Linked DNA regions of Homo sapiens: region 2 is linked to region 1. Evidence: chromatin loops called from intact Hi-C (ENCODE). Cell type or tissue: Caco-2. All regions are shown on one strand. Each heading gives the region's core, and the rest is flanking DNA. Links, peaks and the distances in the headings are about the cores only. Region 1 overlaps RSF1 (remodeling and spacing factor 1). Region 2 overlaps RSF1 (remodeling and spacing factor 1).

Evidence for each region. A loop is a pair of places that touch in the nucleus more often than their neighbours do. Peaks named below come from ENCODE experiments on the same cell type or tissue, not always from the same donor. Only the 100,000 strongest peaks of a DNase experiment are listed, where the experiment ranks them.
Region 2: a loop joins it to region 1, with 6 times the contacts of the local background. A loop is called at or near these places in 3 of 110 quality-filtered maps.

Annotation. Positions count from the first base shown.
Region 1 is chr11:77,723,822-77,734,511 of GRCh38, forward strand. RSF1 (remodeling and spacing factor 1) reads right to left here. Exons shown (of 16, transcript NM_016578.4): 5 at 1,724-1,878. It also overlaps the pseudogene FTH1P16. Among named protein-coding and RNA genes, the nearest start is that of RSF1-IT1, 11 kb to the right of the region's middle. In Caco-2, for the core only: no CTCF peak of the experiment used is centred there; no DNase peak of the experiment used is centred there.
Region 2 is chr11:77,795,919-77,806,608 of GRCh38, forward strand. The region is part of intron 1 of RSF1 (remodeling and spacing factor 1); the gene reads right to left. Among named protein-coding and RNA genes, the nearest start is that of RSF1, 19 kb to the right of the region's middle. In Caco-2, for the core only: no CTCF peak of the experiment used is centred there; DNase peaks (open chromatin) are centred at 4,916 and 5,743.

The sequences.
Region 1 (10,690 bases), core at 3,413-7,412:
GGAAAGCAAATTCCTTCCCTTGTCATTAAAAGGTTATCAATAACAAATATTAACTAAAAAGATGTTGGTCAAAATTTCAGTTGGTTTCTTTCCTTTTGAAGAGCTCAGGACTTGGCTCTGTCTTCCTAGAATGGTTAGAATTTGATCTGCCTAGTTAAGCAAATTAGAAAACTCAATCAGAAATCAGGTTTAACAATTACAATTATCATAGACTTAAGAGTTTTCAAAGCATAACAAAAAAATAAACAACCCAAAGAAAAAATGGACAAAAAACTTGAATAAACATTTTTCCAAAGAAGATATACAAATGGCCAATAAACACTTGAAAAGATAGATGCTTAACATCACTTGTCATTAGGAACTAATAATTACAATGAGATGCTGTTATAAAAAAACAAACAGAAACAAGTGTTGGTGAGGATGGGAAGCAACTAGAGTCCTTGGGCACTACTGGAAGGAATGTAAAATGATGCAACTGCTGTGGAAAACAGTATGTGCTTCCTCAAAAAATTAAACACAGAATTACCATATATGATCCAGCAATTCCACTTCTGGATTAAAAGAAGGGAAAGCAGGGACTCAAGAGATATCTGTACACCCAGTTCATGGCAGCATTATTCACAACGTCCAAAAGGTGGAAGAAATTCAAGTGCCCACTGATGGATGAATTGATAAACAAAATGTGGTATATACATACAATGGACAATTATTCAATAACTTATTATTATTAAAAGGAAGAAAATTCTGACATACACTACAACAGTGGTTCCCAACCTTTTGGCACCAGGAAACAGTTTCGTGGAAGACAATTTTTCTATAGGAGGTGGGCTGGGGGGATGGTTTTGGGATGAAACTGTTCCACCTCAGATCATCAAGCAGTAGATTCTCATGAGGAGTGTGCAACCTAGATCCCTTGCATAAGTGGTTCACAATAGGGTTTGTGCTCCCATGAGAATTTAACACCGCCATTGATCTGACAGGAGGTGGAGCTTGGGCGGTAATGCTCACTGGAGTGGTAATGCTCACTCGTCCCTGCTCACCTCCTGCTGTGCAATCTGGTTCCTAACAGGTTACAGACTGGTACTACTCCTTGGCCTGGGGGTTGGGGACCCCTGTAACATGGATGAACTTTGAAGACACTATGCTATGTGAAATAAGCCTGTCACAAAAGTGCAAGCATTATGATTCCTCGGATATGAATGATCAAATTCATAAGAGACAGATAGCAGAATGAGAGATGCCAGGGGCTGAGGGGAAGGAAAAATGCAGAGTTTAGTGTTTAAAACATACAGAGCTTTAACTGAGAAAGATCAAAAAAGTTCTGGAGATGGATGGTGGTGATGGGTGCATCACAACAATATGAATGTACTTAATGCCACAGAACTGTATGGTTAAAAATGGTTAAAATGGTAAATTTTATGTTATATTTTGCCACAATAAAAAAGTTCATTAAATGTCTTCACATTCCTTAGTAAAAAATATTATGTTTTGATGATCTGAACATTTTTTACTAAGATATTTTTAAATGTTCTACATAAAAGAGCAACATATTTAATATTTTTGGCCTCATTTTCTTTAAATTAAGGAAAAATCAACCTCCTTTTATAAGAAGGCTCCCAATTCAAATTGAGATAGAAATTCAGAATTATATAGTTGGGAAGAGGAGTGGAAGAATATGGAAGAGATTACAAAACAAAGCAAAACAAAACACACAAAAAAAAACCTTGTTTAGGTGTTTCTTCCTCTTTTTTAGTCTCCTCATCCTCTAAGCTGGGACTTTCCCGAGAAGAGTTGTCTTGTTGGCTAGAGTTTTTCAATAGTACAGGATCAATTTGTGCTTTCAGGAGTGCAAGAGTCTCAGCCAACTCGTTTCGATTTCTAAACAAGGAAAAAAATAAGACAGCATAAAAACCTTTTTCCTGTTCTAGAGAACTTTCTGAATAATACCAATAGAAATTAAAATAAAAAAAGAAAAATACATTAAGAACATCAAAAACACTGGTACAGCTAGCCCTAATTAACCCTGAATTTTAAAAGCACTAAGAAAAACACATTAAAATATACTGTTCTTCAGAGAAGAATATTAGATTTTCCTCTCTACTGATTGGAATGACAATGAATATCTCTTGGGTTGAAAAGAAAAGTAGGAACAAAATTACACAAAAATCAACGTTTGATAACTTTAAAAATAGTATGTAATCTCTAAGGAGATGAAATCAATGTAAAACTTGATTGCAAAAGTATTTTTTTGTTTTGTTCTTGATTCATTTGGAAATAATTCTTTTCTACCTTCAGAGATAATAGCATTTGACACTGCTACAAAATTAAGATCCAGAACTTTCTGATTACAGCAAAACATCAGTTCCAATAACACAATTTAAAAACATAAAAAATTTTGGTAGCTGATTTTATTTTGTTAATAATGGTTTATAACTGATTCCACAATACCAGAAAATTCCAAATAAATAAAAGTCTAACCTATAAATTCTACTTAAAAAAGAGACATGGTCTCACTTTGTCATCCAGGCTGGAATGCAGTGACCTGATCACGGCTCACGGTAACCTCAAATTCCCAGGCTCAAGACCCTCCTACCTCAGCCTCCCAAGTAGCTAGGACTACAGTTGTATATCCCTGTATCTGGCAAATAAAATCCTATATTTTTACTAGCAAAAACAAAGGTGTGGTATGGTTAATTTAAATGCCACTTACAACTGAGAAAACTCACTTGGATATTTTTCTTGCTCAGACAAGCAAGAAATGCTGTCAGACAGTGCATAATGCTGAAGATAAAAAGCAGGCCCTGGACTAAGAGTTGGGAAACTGAGTTCTAGATATGCCACTAGATTATTAATTAGCACCAAGATCCTCCCATCTGTGTTCTCAATGTGCGATGTAAATACCCCTGATTCAAAGTGAAAACTGTTAAGATGAAATGACTCGTTTTCTTATCTGTCATGTCACATATGGCTCCTACCCTCCTTTCCCTTTCCAATTCCATGCCAGCTAGATTCTACTGCTTTAGAGTAGGAACTCTGCATTCCAAAGAGCCCCTGGACAAGTTGTATATCCTCATTAGGCCTCAGCTTTCTTATTTATAAAATAAAAGAACAGATTCTCTTGAGTATTACTAAATTGGTCTTCTAAATAAAGCAGTAAAATTGCCACTGATAAAAATCAGAAATTAAAATGACAATCAATTATACATGAGAATAAAACATACATGTTCATACATATCATATGAGCATATATAATAACCAGTCTAGAATTTTAATTATCTAATATCAAAAGGTAAGACTAGATGTTTTCTCAAAGTCTTGTCTGGTCCTGCCTCCATTTTACAGGAAGGAAAATTAAGACTCAGAGACTTTATTTATTTTTGGCAAAGATCCAGTCCCCTAATTTCATTACAACCTGCTTCTAACTTAAGGATCTATGCTTTATTACTACTCATATTCCATTGAGAATTCCATATGTTAAAAAAAGGAAAAAGAGAATTCCATATGCAACGAATGGCTCGATCTATTTATTTCTGAAAGTCATGGTGGGAACTGAAGAGTATACTGAAGTTATGCACCATAACAATTTTAAAAAGCTTCAAAACGTAAGAGAGCTAATATTGCTAGGAAAATCTATTTCAATTACTTCCACTACTTTTTTTTTTTTTTTTTTTTGAGATGGAGTTTCACTCTTGTCACCCAGGCTGGAGTGCAATGGCAGGATCTTGGCTCACTGCAACCTCCTCCTCCTGGGTTCAAGCGATTTTCCTGCCTCAGACTCCCGAGTAGCTGGGATTACAGGCACCCATCACCACGCCTGGCTAATTTCTTTTGTAATTTTAGTAGAGATGAGGTTTCACCATGTTGGTCAGGCTAGTCTCGAACTCCTGACCTCAAGTGATCTGCCTGCCTTGGCCTCCCAAACTGTTGGGATTACAAGCGTGAGCCACTGCACCCAGCCTACTTCCACTACTTTAAGCAAAAAGGGAATTTAGCATTAAAATTTATTAAAGAACAACTCCCTAAAAGGCTTTTAATCTGTTTAATGTGTTTAAACACAAGCCTAAGGTAGTCGTTATTATATGAAAACAAAACTACCCATCTTTGGGTTTTTCCTATTTTTGAACAATTTAAAAAATCCTAAATCTGAGTTAGTCAGAGGAAATTTTTATGAATTCCCTCAAATCACATCCAAATTTCTTAACACTATGTACAGAATATTTTAGACTATGGACCCTAACAACAATCCAGTTGTTTTGCTACCCCTCCCTCACTTGTTCTCTGTTCTCCAAACCATTTCTTCTTTCAGGTATGTTAAATCAGATATATCCCTCCAAAATACCAGGCTTTCTTAGGATATCGGGTGACTGACTGCACTTCTGCTCTCTTAGCCTGGAATGTGTTCCCCATGGCTAATTCCAATTACTCTCTCAAAGACAAGTATAGAATGAATAAACAAAATCTAGTATATCTACATATGGAAATACTACTCAGCCATAAAAAGGAATAAAGTTCTGATTTATATTACACGGATAAACTTTGTAAAGATTACTCTACTTGAAAGTGGCCACAAATGGCTGGGCGTGGTGGCTCACACCTGTAATCCCAGCACTTTGGAGGGCGAGGCAGGCAGATCACCTGAGGTCGGGAGATGGAGACCAGCCTGACCAACATGGAGAAACAGGAAAGGAAAGGAAAGGAAAGGGGAAAGGAAAGGGGAAAGGGAAGAGGAAAGGGAAGGGGAAAAGGAAGAGGAAAGGGAAGGGAAGGAAAAAGGGAAGGGAAGGGAAGGGAGAAGGGAGACGGGAGAAGGGAAGGGAAGGAAAGGAAAGGGAAAGAAAGAGGCCACACACAGAAAGTCACTTATTATATAATTCTATGTATACAAAATGTTGAGAATAGACAAATTATAGACACAGAAAGATTGGTGGTTGTTAAGGGCTAGGAAAAGGGAGAATGAAGAATAACTGCTAATGGGTACAGGGTTTTCTTTTTAGGGTGAGAAAAATATCCCGGTGTTAGATAGTGGTACCAGATGCATAACTTGTAAAAAAAAAAAACTGCTCAATTATATATATTTTACAAAAAAGAGATGGTGGCTTGGACAAGAATGCAGCTATGAAGGAGAAGTGATCAAATTCTAGATACAATCATGCATGAAGAGCTGATTGGATTTGCTGTTAGGGTAGATGTGGAGTGAGAGAAAAAGCAGTTACGGATGTGCTCCAAGGTTTTGGGCCTTAGGGTTTACACTTGGTATAAAAGCACTCTCTGTAGTCCCACTCTGTTCCTGAAGAAGCACCTGATGGAATCTGGTATAAGGTCTCTATTTGCTAAATTTCTCTCATCATTAATAACCAAACACTAACACTTGGTTATTATATTTACATCTCTGCTTATCTTTTTCATTCCTAAAGAAATTCTATTGACACATTCCATAGGGTTGAGCCAAGGAAAGGATGTAGCTGCTATTAACAGAGATGGGACGTTCAGATTAGGGTAGAAAGGTTCAAAGTTTAGTTTTGGGCAGACTGGTTACTGACTTTGACTTAACCAGATTCTAAACTGTTATATTTTCCTATATGTACCTTAAGTTAATCTAGACTTCAATGAAATGGAACACGTCATCCTAACCATTATTATTGTGAAATATGATTTCTCCCAGCCTAGGAGTTGTTCAGAGTTTGAATTAGTGGTAGGTGCTAAACATTTCAGAAGCAATGAAGAAAAAAAAAATAACAAAAATAAACAGACGCCCCTGAACCCCAACCCCACAAAAAAAAAAAAGTCAAGTATAGGCATTATCTTCTGCCAAGTATGAGCCAAGTATCTGGTTCTTCCACAGCACCCTTGATAATCTCCATCACAGACTTTGTGACTCTGTATTATGTAATATCTCCCTGTACCTTTCTCCCATAACAAAAACTCCTTAACAAATGGGACCAGGTCTTCACATCTACAGAGCATAAAACAGTATAAATATAACAAGCCTTTTGTAAATATTTTAAATATATGATTCCAGAGTTGAGAAACAATATTCCAACTTTTTGGTATAAATGCCAAATTATTCAGTAGGCAAAAAAAAAAAAAAAAAAAAAAAAAAAATTGTGGAGGCCAAGAAAACTGAAGAGGCATTAATTAGTAATATCAATAGCAGTACTATTAATCTAAGATGTTAACATTAGTGAATGAGCACTATGTTCCAAGCATTAATTATTCCAAGAGTTTTATATTAATTAGTTCATATAATTCCAATATAACCCAATTAAGTAGGTATTAAATTATTCCCATTTTATGACTGAGGAAACTGAGGACACATAGAGAGGTATGGTAATTTGCCTAAGGTAAGTTAGTACAATTTAGCAAGACTGAATTTTGAAGTCTGACTTTAGAGCCCTTCTTAATCACTGTGCTATATTAGCAGGTTTTAGATATATATATATGGTTTAGAAATGCATTCATACAGTTTGTAATTATGGGTACATGAAAACTGTATATACTATTTCAAATTCAACTTTCTGAAAATGACTGTCAAACCATTATCAATTTTGAAAATATTTTTAACGAGGTATAATTCACATACTGTAAAATAAACATATTTTAAGCACTCAGTTCATCAGTTCTGACAAATGCATACATTGTGTAATCTACACCATAATCAACATAAGGAATATCACTATTCCCACAAAAATTCCCTCCTGTCCTTTCCTACTCAATTCCTTTTCCCCACCAAAGCAAGAAGAATCACAGTTTTTATTATGATAACCATAGATGATACAGTTTGGCTGTGTCTCCACCCAAATCTCATCTTGAATTGTAACTCCCACAATTCCCACGTGTTGTGGGAGGAACCCAGTGGGAGGTGATTGAATTATGGGATGTGTCTTTCCTGTTCTGTTCTCGTGATAGTGAATGAGTCTCACGAGATCTGATGGTTTTGAAAACAGGAGTTTCCTGCACAAGCTTTCTTTTCCTGCCGCCATTGATGTAAGACATGACTTGCTCCTCCTTGCCTTCTGCCATGATTTTGATGCCTCCCCAGCCATGTGGAACTGTGAGTCCAATTAACCTCTTTCTTTTGTAAATTGCCAAGTCTTGTCTTTATCAGCAGCATGAAAACGGACTAATATAGTAAATTGGTATCAGGAGTGGGGCGTTGCTGAAAAGGTACCTGAAAATGTGGAAGTGGCTTAAAAAATGGGTAAAAGGCAGAGGTTGGAAGAGTTTGGAGGGCTCAGAAGAAGATATGAAAATGTGGGAAAGTTTGGAACTTCCTAGAGACTTGTTGAATGGTTTTGACAAAAATGCTGACAGCAATATGAACAATAAGGCCCAGGCTGAGGTAGTCTCAGAATGAGATGAGGAACTTGTTCCCCAACAGGAGTAAGGGTGAGTTTTGTTACGTTTTAGCAGAGACTGGTGGCCTTTTCCCCTGCCCTAGAGATTTGTGGAACTTTGAACATGAAGGAGATGATTTAGGGTATGTGGAGGAAGAAATTTCTAAGCAGCAAAGCATTCAAGAGGTGACCTGAGTGCTGTTAAAGTCATTCAGTTTTATAAGGGAAGCAGAGTATAAAAGTTTAGAAAATTTGCAGCCTGGCAATGTGACAGAAAAGAAAATCCCATTTTCTGAGGAGAAATTCAAGCTGGCTTCAGAAATTTGCATAAGAAACAAGAAGCCAAATGTTATCCCTGAGACAATGGGGAAAATGTCTCCAGGCATGTCAGAGGTCTTCACGGCAGCCCCTCCTATCACAGGCCTGGAGGCCTAGGAGGAAAACATGGTTTCATGGATCAGGCCCAGGGTCCATGTGCTGTGTGCAGCCTAGGGACTTGGTGCCCTGCATCTCAGCCACTCCAGTCATGGCTGAAAGCTGCCAATGCAGAGCTCAGGCTGTGGCTTCAGAGGGTGCAAGTCCCAAGCTTTGGCAGCTTCCATGTGGTGCTGAACCTGTGAATGCACAGAAGAACTGGAGTTTGGGAACCTCTGCCTAGATTTCAGAAGATGTATGGAAACACCTGGATGCCCAGGCAGAAGTTTCCTGCAGGGGTTGGGGGCCCTCATGGAGAACCTCTGCTAGGGCAGTGTGGAAGGGAAATGTGGGATCAGAGCCACACAGAGTCCCTACTGGGGCACCACCTAGTGGAGCTGTGAGAAGAGGACCACTGTCCTCTAGACCCCAGAATGGTAGATCCACTGATAGCTTGCACCGTGTGCTTGGAAAAGCCGCAGATACTCAAGGCCAGCCCATGAAAACAGCCAGGAGGGAGGCTGTACAGGGGCGCAGCTGCCCAAGACCATGGGAACCCACCACTTGCATCAGCATGACCCAGATGTGAGACAGTCAAAAGAGATGATTTTGGGGCTTTAAGATATGACTGCCCTGCTGGATTTCGGACTTGCATGGGGCCTACAGCCCCTTTGTTTTGGCCAACTTATCTCATTTGGAATGGCTGTGTTTACCCAATGCCTGTACCCCCATTGTATCTAGGAAGCAATTAACTTGCTTTTGATTTTACAGTCTCACAGGAAGAAGGGACTTGCCTTGTCTCAGATGAGATGTTGGACTGTGGACTTTTGAGTTAATGCTGAAATGAGTCAATACTTTGGGGGACTGTTGGGAAGGCATGATTGGTTTTGAACTATGAGGACATGAGATTTAGGAGGGGCCGGGGCAGAAAAATATGGTTTGGCTCTGTCCCCACCCAATTCTCATCTTAAATTGTAACTGCCACAATTCCCATCTGCTGTGGGAGGAATCCGGTGGAAGGCGATTGAATTAAGGGTGCAGGTTCATTTCCTGTGAGTGAATGAGTCTCACGAGATCTGATGGTTTTAAAAACAGGAGTTCCCTGCACAAGCTCCTTCTTTGCCTGCCGCCATCAATGAAAGGCATGACTTGCTCCTTCTTGCCTTCTGCCATAATTCTGAGGCCTGCCCAGCCACATGGAACTGTAAGTCCAATTAAACCTCTTTCTTTTGCAAATTGCCCAGTCTTGGGTATGTCTTTATCAGCAGCATGAAAACGGACTAATACAATAGATTTTTAATTTTATTAATTCTAGAACTTATCACAAATGGAATCAAACAGTATGTGCTTCTTTCACATACAAGGAATTTTGAGACAAATCCATATAGTTTCATAGGTCATCCCTTTTTATTGCTTAGTAATAATTCATTGTATGAGTAATGTTAAGAATAAAGATGCTATGAACATTCTTATACAAGGCTTTTTGTAAACATGTTTTCATTTCTCTAATATAAATACCCAGAAATGAAATTTATAGGTTATGGGATAATAGTTTGTTAACATTTGAAGAAACTGCAAAACTTTCCCAAAGTGGTTGTATCATTTTACATATACAAGAAGGTGTTTCAGTTGGTTCATATCCTTGTTAACATTTGGTGCTGTAAGCCATTTTCGTTTTACTAATTCTAATGGAAGTAAGGTAATACCTCATTGTGGTTTTAATTGGAAATTCTACAATGAATAATGATGCTAAGCACTTTTTCATATGAATACTGGCTATATATATATATATTCTTTATGAAGTAACTGCTTAATAGTCTGCATATAACTTTATCTTCCTTAGTATACTTGGTACAAAAGTACTTTCTGTAGTCCCACTAAGATCCTGAAGAAGCTTGTGATGGAATCTGGTCTATGGTCTTTATTTGCTAAAATTCTCTAATCATTAATAACCAAACACTACCACCTTGTTATGTTTACATCTTTGATTTTTTTTTTTTTTTTTTTTGAGACACAGGGTCTCACTCTGTTGCCCAGGCTAGAGTGCAGTGGTACAATCACAGTTCACTGCAGCCTCAAGCTCCTGTGCTCAAGCAATCCTCCCACCTCAGCCTCTCAAGTCACTGAGACTACAGGCAAGTGCCACCACACCTTGCTGATTTTTGTATTTGTTGTAGAGACAGGGTTTCATCAAGTTGCCTAGGCAGGTCTCCAACTGCTGGGTTCAAGCAAACTGCTCACCTGGGCCTCCCAAAGTGCTGAGGTTATAGGTGTGAGCCATCATGCTGAGCCCATCTTTTTCATTCCTAAACAAATTCTATTGACATACCCCATGGAGTGAATAAAATCACTTATTACATCATATTTGATTAGATGTAAAATTTTTTTTTCTGTACTTTTATCTTCTTTCATTGAGGCCTAAAGATGAAATAATGCTTTTGTGGCAATTCTGTTTTAAACATTAACTGGAATAAGTAGGACACTGGCTGGAGCTTAAACATTTTTGCTATTGAAACCTGTTATAATACTTGATTGAGCCATATGAAATCACCATTTTTATAGGTCAAAATGTTCAAATGTTAACAATTTCATATGGTTTAATGAAACTTAACTACTTCTATTGTTTTGTAAATCACATACTAAATCTTGTTTCAACTTAAAGTATAATTATATATAAGTTAATTGCTTCCTATCTATTCATCTAATACATATATTTATATTATTATTATTACTTTTTTTGGGGGGGGGTACCAAATTTCTTCATCTGAAGGAATGGCACAAATCAAAGAACTTAGGTGGATGTTTTGGTACAACTTATAGAAAAGGTAAAGGAAACCCCAACATGCATGCACTGCCTTGGTGACCAGGGAAGTCACCCCACGGCTACGGGGAAATTAGCCGAGGCTTAGCTTTCATTATCACTGTCTCCCAGGGTGTGCTTG
Region 2 (10,690 bases), core at 3,614-7,613, 72 kb after region 1:
TTCGACTTTTCCTGGTTTAGAGGTGTATGTGTCCAGGAATTTATCCATTTCTTCTAGAATTTCTAGTTTATTTGCGTAGAGGCGTTTATAGCATTCTCTGATGGTAGTTTGTATTTCTGTGGGATCAGCAGTGATATCCCCTATATCGTTTCTTCTTGTGTCTATTTGATTCTTCTCTCTTTTCTTTTTTATTAGTATTCCAAAAAATAGGAAAAGAGGGAATCCTCCCTAACGCATTTTATGAGGCCAGCACCACCCTGATAGCAAAACCTGGCAGAGACACAACAAAAAAAGAAAATTTCAGGCCAATATCCCTGATGAACATCAATGTGAAAATCCTCAATACAATATTGGCAAACCAAATCCAGCAGCACATCAAAAAGCTTATCTACCATGATCAAGTCAACTTCATCCCTGGGATGCAAGGCTGGTTCAACATACACAAGTCAATAAACGTAATTCATCACATAAACAGAACCAATGACAAAAATTACATGATTATCTCAATAGATGCAGAAAAGGCCTTTGACAAAATTGAACAGCCTTTCATGCTAAAAAATCTCAATAAACTAGATATCGATGGAAACATATCTCAAAATAATAGCTATTTATGACAAACCCACAGCCAGTATCGTACTGAACAGGCAAAAACTGGAAGCATTCTCTTTGAAAACTGGCAGAAGACAAGGATGCCCTCTCTCACCACTCCTATTCAACATAGTATTGGAAGTTCTGGCTAGGGCAATCAGGCAACAGAAAGAAAGAAAGGGTATTCAGATAGGAAGAGAAGAAGTCAAATTGTCTCTGTTTGCAAATAACATGATTATACATTTAGAAAATCCCATCGTCTCAATCCAAAATCTCCTTAAGCTAATAAGCAACTTCGACAAAGTCTCAGGCTATAAAATCAATGTGCAAAAATCACAAGCATTCCTATACACCAATAACAGACAAACTGAGAGCCAAATCATGAGTGAACTCCCATTCAAAATTGCTACAAAGAGAATAAAATACCTAAGAATCCAAGTTACAAAGGATGTGAAGGACCTCTTCAAGGAGAACTACAAACTACTGCTCAAGGCAATAAGAGAGGACACAAACAAATGGAAAAACATTCTATGCTCATGGATAGGAAGAATCAATACCGTGAAAATGGCCATACTGCCAAAAGTAATTTATAGATTCAATGCTATCCCCATCAAGCTACCGCTGACTTTCTTCACAGAATTGGAAAAAAACTAATTTAAACTTCATATGGAACCAAAAAAGAGCCTGCATAGCCAAGACAATCCTGGGCAAGAAGAACAAAGCTGGAGGCATCAAGCTACCTGACTTCTAACTATACTACAAGGCTAGAGTAACCACAACAGCATTGGTACTGGTACCAAAACAGATATATAGTCCAATGGAGCAAAACAGAGGCCTCAGAAATAACACCACACATCTACAACCATATGATTTTTGACAAACCTGACACAAACAAGTAATGGGGAAAAGATCCCCTATTTAATAAACGGTGTTGGGAAAACTGGCTAGCCATATGCAGAAAACTGAAACTGGACTCCTTCCTTAAACCTTACACAAAAATCAACTCAAGATGGATCAAAGACTTAAATGTGAGACCTAGGACCATAAAAATCCTAGAAGAAAATCTGGCCAATACCATCCAGGACATAGGCATGGGCAAAGACTTCATGTCTAAAACACTAAAAGCAATGGCAACAAAAGCCAAAATTGACAAACGGAATCTAATTAAACTAAAGAGCTTCTTCACAGCAAAAGAAACTATCATCAGAGTGAACAGGCAACCCATAGAATGAGAAAAAATTTTTGCAATCTATCCATCTGACAAACGGCTAATATCCAGAATCTACAACAAACTTAAACAAATTTACAAGAAAAAAACAACCCCATCAAAAAGTGGGCAAGGGATATGAACAGACACTTCTCAAAAGAAGACATTTATGCAGCCACAGACATGAAAAAATTCTCATCATCACTGGTCATTAGGCAAATGCAAATCAAAACCACAATGAGATACCATCTCACGCCAGTTAGAATGGCAATCATTAAAAAGTCAGGAAACAACAGATGCTGGAGAGGATGTGGAGAAAATAGGAATGCTTTTACACTGTTGGTGGGAGTGTAAATTAGTTCAAACATTGTGGAAGACAGTGTGGCGATTCCTTAAGGGTCTAGAACTAGAAATACCATTTGACCCAGCGATCCCATTACTGGGGTACATACCCAAAGGATTATAAATCATTCTACTATAAAGACACATGAACACGTATGTTTACTGCAGCATAAATCACAATACAAACACTTGGAACCAACCCAAATGTCCATCAATGATAGGCTGGATAAAGAAAATGTGGCACACAGGCCGGAAGCAGTGGCTCATGCCTGTAATCCTAGCACTTTGGGAGGCCAAGGTGGGTGGATCAACTGACGTCAGGAGCTCGAGATCAGCCTGGCCAACTTGGTGAAACCCCGTCTCTACTAAAAATACAAAATTTAGCCAGGCACACACACGCCTATAATCCCAGCTCCTTGGAAGGCTGAGGAAGGAGAATTGCTTGAACCTGGGAGGTGGAGGTTGCAGTGAGCCGAGATCATGCCACTGCACTCTAGTCTGCATGACAGGAACGAGACTCCATCTTAAAAAAAAAAAAAAAAAAAAAAAAAAAAAAAAAAAAAAAAAGGCACATATACACCATGGAATACTATATAGCCATAAAAAAGGATGAGTTCATGTCTTTTGCAGGGACATGGATGAAGCTGGAAACTATCACTCTCAGCAAACTATCACAAGAACAGAAAACCAAACACCACACATTCTCACTCAGAAGTGGGAGTTGAACAATGAACACATGGACACAGGGAGGCAAACATCACACAACAGGGCTTGTCGGGAGGTGGGGGGATAGGGGAGGGATAACATTAGGAGACATACCTAATGTAGGTGACGGGTTGATGGCACGTGTATACCTATGTAATGAAACTGCACGTTCTGCATATGTACCCCAAAACTTAAAGTATAATTAAAAAAAAAAAAGAAAAAAAAGAGCCCAAAAGCCTTGAACAAAAACAAAAATAAACAAATGGGACTATATTAAATTAAAAAGCTACACGCAGAAAAATAAGCAGTCAACAGTGTGAAGACACAACCTCTTGAATGGGGGAAAATATTTACAAACTGCTCATATGACAGAGGAATGATATCTAGAATATACAAGAAACTCAAACTAAATAGTAAAAAAATAATAATAATAAAGACTAAAAATAAATTCCATTAGAAAATGGGTAGGCAGGGTGCAGTGGCTCACGCTTGTAATCCAAGCACTTTGGGAATATGAGGCGGGAGGATCACTGGAGCCCAGGAATCTGAGACCAGCTTGCAACATGGCAAAACTCCATCTCTATAAAAAATACAAAAATTAGCCAGGTGTGGTGGCATGTGCCTATAGCCCCAGCTACTCAGGAAGTGAAAGGATCGCTTGAGATCAGGAGAGGTCGAGGCTGCAGTGAGCCATAATCTTGTCTATGCACTTCAGCCTGGGTGACAGAGTGAGACCCTGTCTCCAAAAAAAAAAAAAAAAAGCAAAGGATATGAATAGACAATATTGTGTAACCATCACCACTACATAATTACAAAATATTTCCATTAACCCAGAAGGAAATCTTGTCCTTTCAAATTTCACCACCCCAATCTCGGGCAGCCATTAATTTATTTCCTGTCTCTATGAATTTGCCTATTCTGAATTTGTCATGTAAATGGAATCACACTCAAAGAAAAGAAAAGCTGGTTGTTTGAAAAGATTAATAAAATTGATAAACCTTTAACTAGACTGATGAAGAAAAATAGAAGACTCAAGTTTCCCAAGTCAGAAATGCAAGCAGGGATAGTACTAACAACCTTACATAAATAAAAAGATTATAAAAGAATACTATGAAAATTGCATGCCAACAAATTAGATAACCTGGATGAAATTATCAACTTCACTGAAACAAACTACCAAAATGTACTCAAGAGGAAACAGAAAATGTGAATATCCCTGTACAGAGTAAAGAGACTGAGTCACAAATCAGCTTTCCCACAAAGCACTGCAGCTACGTGGGAGGCTAATGTGTGAGGATCACTTTAGATCAGGAATTTAAGGCCAAAGTGCCCTACGATTGCTCCCGTGAATAGCCACTGCACTCCATCCAACCTGGGTGACGTGGCAAGACCCTATTCTCTAAAAATAAATAAATAAATAAAAATAAAGTTTAGGAAAAATTTGGCTGTGGTAGGGCGTAGTGGCTCATACCTGTAATCCCAGCACTTTGGGAGGCCGATGTGGGTGGATCACTTGAGGTCAGGAGTTGGAGACCAGCCTGACCAACATGGTGAAACCCCGCCTCTACTAAAAATACAAAACTTAGCCAGGTGTATTGGCACACACCTGTAATCCCAGCTTTGCGGGAGGCTGAGGCAGGAGAATCATTTGAACCCGGGAGGCAGAGGTTGCAGTGAGCTGAGATCACACCACTGCACTGCAGCCTGGGCAACAAAACAAGAACCTGTCTCAAAAAAAAAGAAAAGAAAAAAGTATTTTCCACAAAGAAAGCCCAGTACCAGATGGCTTCACTAATTCTACCAAACATTTATAAAAGAATTAACACCAGCTGGGTGTGGCAGCACATGCCTGTCATCTCAGCACTTTGGAAGGGAGAGGATCACTTGAGGTCAAGAGTATGAGACCAGCCTGGGCAACACAGCAAGACACTATCTCTACAAAACACTCAAAATTAGCTAGGCTTGGTGGCAAACACCTGTACTCCCAGCTACACAACAGGCTGAGATGGGAAGACAGCTTGAGCCCAAGACTTCAAGGCTGAAGGGAGGTATGATTGCACCACTGCACTCCAGCTTGGGCTACAGTGAGACTCTGTCTCTTCAATTAGCTGAGTGTGATGGTGCACCCTAAGTTCTCAGGAAGCTGAGGCAAGAGGACTGCTTAAGCCCACTAGGTCAAGGTGGCAGTGAGCCATAATCGCACTATCGCACTCCAACCTGGGTAACAGAGCCAGGCCTTCTCTCTCTCTCTCAAAAAAAAAAAGAATTAATTCCAATCCTTCTCAAACTCCTCCAAAACACAGAAGAGGATAGAACACTTCCCACACTTCCCAATTCATTTTATAAGGCCAGGATTACCTTGTATATATAAGAATACATGGTTGGGGCTGGGCTCAGTGGCTTCCACCTGTAATCCCAGCACTTTGGGACACCAAGGTGGCTGGATCACCTGAGGTCAGGAGTTTTGAGACCAGCCTGGTCAACATGGTGAAACCCCAACTCTACTAAAGATACAAAAGTAGCCGGGTGTGGTGGCACATGCCTGTAGTCCCAGCTACTCGGGAGTTTGAGACAGGAGAATCACTTGAACCCAGGAGGCGGAGGCTGCAATAAGCTGAGAGCTTGCCACTGCACTCCAGCCTGGGCAAAACAGAGCAAGACTCCGTCTCAAAAAAAGAAGAAATACATATTCGATCTTTGCTCCACAGTTCCTGACACAGAGCTCCTAAAATCCTTGTAAATTCCTGAGTGATAGGGCACTAGCAGCATCTTTTGTTCTAATATGTGCTCTTTGGACCTGGTTCCTGACACAGAGCTCCTAAATTCCTTGCAATTTCCTGAGCAATGGGGTAACATGCGTGTCTACACAGAGCTCTTAAATCCCGTGGAATTTCCTGGGTGATAGAAGCCTCTTTTGTTCTAATGAGGCAACTCTTGGTGGGCTCCTGGAATCTTCAGAATGAGAACTGGTCACCAGGAAGACCAAGCCATGATTACATGCCTAGAGCCTGGAACTTTCAGCCCCATCCACTTCCTCCAGAGAGCGAAGAGAGTCTGGAGACTGGGTTAACAATCAATCATGCCTACATGATGAAACCTCCATTAAAAAAAAATCCCTAAACTGGCTGGGCATGGTAGCTCATGACTGTAATCCCAGTACTTTGGGAGGCTGAGGCAGGAGGACCGCTTGAGCCTAGGAATGCAAGAACAGCCTGGGCAACAGAGAGAGACCCCATTTCTATAAAATAATAATAATAATAATCCCTAAACTAGGATTTAGACAGCTTCTGAGTTGGTGAATGCATTCATGTGCTGGGGGACAGAAGCGCCTGCACTTGGGACTCTTCCAGATCTTGTTTACCCAGCGTACCTCTTCATCTGGCTGCTCGTTTATAACCTCCATAATAAAGCTGAAACAGAAGTAAAGTGTTTCCCTGAGTTTTGTGAGCCAATACAGTAGGTTATTGAACCTAAGAAGGAAGTTGTGAGAACCCCCAATTTGTAGTCAAGTCAGACAGAAGTGTGGGGACCCTTGGAACCCAATACTTGCAACTGATGTCTAAAGTGGGAAGGCAGTCTTGTGGGTCTGAGTCTTTAATTTGTGGGACTGTGGTAACTCTAGGTAGTAAGTGTCAGAATCAAATTAAATTTTAATACACCCACTTGGTGTGTGCAGAGAAATGGAAAATTGCTTGGTGTGGAAAAACCACAAATTTGGTGTCAGAGTATTCTGTGGATAGAAGGAACAAATTTTCATTTACTTTAATACTGAAACCATTTAATTAATTAATTTTTTTTTTGAGACAGAGTTTTACTCTTATTGCTCAGGCTGGAATGCAATGGCGCGATCTCAGCCTACTGCAATCTCCGCCTCCTGGGTTCAAGCGATTCTCCTGCCTCAGCCTCCCAAGTAGCTGGGATTACAGGCACGCACCAGCACGCCTGGCTAATTTTGTATTTTTAGTAGAGACAGGGTTTCACCATGTTGGCATGTTGGCCAGGCTGGTCTCGAACTCCTGACCTCAGGTGATCCATCCGCCTTGGCCTCCCAAAGTGCTAGGATTACAGGAGTGAGCCACCAAAACCATTTAAAAGATATCACAAGAAAAAAACTTTCAACAATGTACTAGCAAACTATGATATATAGCGCCTCTCCAGTGCCTCTCACTCCAGCCTGGGTGACAGAGTGAGGCCTCATCTCTAAAAAACAAACAAACAAAAACCTAGCAAACTGAATTCAGCAACATATGAAAGACATTATATACTATGAACAAATGGGACGGGATAGGGGCTAGCCATGCCAGAAGGACCTATTGTGAGATTAGAGGGTAGGGGCTTTATGCCACGTAGTTTCAGCCCAACCTCCAGGGACAGGATAGGAACTAGAGAGTGAGTTGTTTGTTTTGAAAGAGGGTCTCACTTTGTTCCCCAGGCTGGAGTGCAGTGGCACAACCATGGCTCACTGGAGCCTCCACCTCCTGGGCTCAAGTGATCCTCCCGCCTCAGTCCCCCAAGTAACCAGGACTACAGTTGCATGTCACCAAACCCAGCTAATTTTTTTATTTTTTGTAGAGACAGGTTTCAACATGTTGCCCAGGCTAGTCTTGAATTCCTGAGCTCAAGCGATTCACCCACCTCGGCCTCCCAAAGTGCTGGGATTACAGGCATGAGCCACTGTGCCTAGTCAAGAGTGAGTTCTATCACAAAACAAATACCCTAATAAAAACTGTTATGTTGGCTGGGCATAGTGGCTCATGCCTGTAATCCCAGCACTTTGGGAGGCCAAGGCGGGTGGATCACTTGAGGTCAGGAGTTCCAGACCAGCCTGGCCAACATGGTGAAACCCTGTCTCTACTAAAAATACAAAAATTAGCCGGGCATGGTGGTGCGCACCTGTAATCCCAGGTACACAGGAGGCTGAGGCAGGAGAATTGCTTAAACCTGAAGGCGGAGGTTGCAGTGAGCCAAGAGCACGCTACTGCACTCCAGTGTGTGCAACAGGGTGAGACTTCATCTCAAAAAAAAGCTGTTATGCATGGCCAAGTGTGGTGGCTCACACCTATAATCCTAGCGCTTTGGGAGGCCAAGGCAGGAGGATCATTTGAAGCCAGAAATTCAAGATCAGCCTGAGCAACATAGTGAGACCCCATCTCTAGAAAAATATAACTAAATTAACTGGGCATGGTAACATGTGCCTGTAGTCCCCCCTACTTGGCAGGAGGATCGCTTGAGCCCAGGAGCTCAGGGCTGCAGTGGGCCATGTTGCACCACTGTACTGCAGCCTGGGCAACAGAGCAACACCCTGCCTGAAAAGAGAAACAAAAAACTGTCATACTGAGCAGTTTCCTGACTGGTGAACACAATGATGTGCTGGGAAGGTGACATGCCCTGATTCTACAGGGAGAGTGCACAGAAGCTCTGCATCCAGGACCCTTCCAGACCTTGCCCTATGGGTCTTTTCATCTGGCTGGTCTTATGTTGTATCCTTTATAATAAAGCCATAACTGTAAATAAAGCACTTTCTTGAGTTCTGTGAGTCATTCCGGTGAATTACAGAACCTGAGGTGGGTTATGGGAAATCCTCAGATTTGTAGCCTGTCGGGTAGAAGGGCAGGTAGCATGGGGACCCCACCTATAGCTGGCATGTGAAATGGGGACAGTCTTGTTGGTGACATTCTACCTTGTAAAATGATGGAACCATCCTTCACTAAATAAATGGCATGAGACCAGCCTTTACTTATAGCTCAAATAATATTACAGGTCTATATAAGCACATGGTGTCTAATAGTTGGAGAGCCAGCCACGGTGGCTCACGCCTGTAATCCCAGAACTTTGGGAGGCCAAAGTGGGTGGATCACTTGAGCCCAGAAGTTTAAGACCAGCCTGGGAAACACAGTGAGACTCCATCTCTAGAAAAAAAAAATTAGCTGAGTATGGTGACACGTTCCTGTGGTCCCAGCTACTCAAGAGGCTGAGGTGGAAGGATAGCTTGAGCTCAGGTCAAGGCTGCAGTAAGCCGTGATTCCACCACTATACTCCAGCCGGGGTAACAGAGCAAGACCTTGTCTCAAAAAAGGCTGGATAAAGAGTTGTTCCTCAGATGGAATTCAAGTCAAATTATATTTCTTCTAGACAATTTTTCAAGATCAATCAGGAATCTCTTTACCAACTTTCAACCCCCACAAACACACATATCACTTATGTGTACTTCTCATCTACAATGAACTAAATCCACACTATATATTAAACATGTGTTTATTTATCTAGAGTGGTATTTCAAGTTATTGGAAGTTCCCGTTTGTTTCTTTGTGGGGAGAAAGGAACAAAAAGGATGTCCAATAAGTATCAAATCTCTGTACCTAGCAGAAAAAAGCAATCTCTAAAATTACAACAACCTTTTTTTTGCAAATAAAAATGACAGAATGTCTTGGCAGGGCACAGGCTCGTGCCTGTACTCCCCATGCTTTGGAGGCTGAGGTGGGTGGATCACCTGAGGTCAGGAGTTCGAGACCAGCCCGGCCTACATGGTGAAACCCTGTCTCTACTAAAATACAAAACTTAGCCAGGCGTGGTGGCATGCTGAGGCAGGAGAATTGCTTGAACCCAGGAGGCAGAGGTTGCAATGAGCCAAGATCACACCACTACACTCCAGCCTGGGGGAGAAAGCGAGACTCCATCTCAAAAAAAGAAAAAAGAAAAAAAAAGAAAAGACAGATTATCTCACTAAAGAAAACTTTACCTATAAGACAAAACAATTGGGTACAAATGCCAAGATAGTTAATTAAAGTTAATTTTAATTACCTTAAGTACATAAATAAGGCACTCTAAAAAAATTCTTCTTAAAAGCATAAATGTTAAATGCATACTTAACGTTTATATAGCATATATATACATGTATGTAACAACTTAATTCACAAAAACAAGAATTGCAAAATATGATATATTGCTATAATCTGTTTATTCAAGTAAGCTTTTAGAAAGCTATGAAATTAACATGGTAGTGCTTCAAATAGTACTTATATGTAAGTTACCAGACTTCTGATTGTTTAAAACTAGAAAGTCACATATTTTCCCTATAAACAAACGCTGGGTCTTTTCAGCTGTTTCCCTCCTCAGTAAATGGAACTACTAACTACCCACTCTCCAAGCCAGAAGTCTGGAAATTAATACTATTCCTACTCAAAACACTTTGCATCAATCCATTAACTAAGTCCTTATCTATTCTACCTGCAACTTCTCTTTCTCAGATCTAGCCTTTTCTCTCACTCCCTATGGCCACTTCCCCAACTTTCTCACAATAGGAATGTAATATTATAACAACCTCCAACTGGTTTCCCTATCACCACCCCAAAGTGCCCACTGCCTTTCCAACACCCCAAAAGAATTGTTTCAGAAATGAGAATTTCAGGTCACCCCTGGTGAAGATCATATAAATCCATTCAGAGAAACTGGGGTGGGGCTCTTAGAAAAAAAAAAAGGTAAATAACAGAAACGGAATAATGACTTTTCCCTCATGGTGTCTTGGGAAAGATAAATAAAAAATTGAATTTTTAACTATACTCAGAGGATTCAAATAAAAAGTAATAAGCTTAGAAGAGGTTAATAACATATGCTTTTCATGCAGTTAAGACATGGTATAACCAAATAACCCAAAAAATGAGTTGAGTGATTATCCAAAGATTTTCCATCTCAGGCATCTCAGGCACTATTATAAAACCCAGCCTGGGCTACATAGCAACACCCATCTCTATAAAAAAAGATTTTTTTTTTTTTAACTAGCCAGGTGTAGGGGCACAAGTAGTGCTAGCTACTTGGGAGGCTGAGGCAGGAAGATCACTTGAGTCCAGG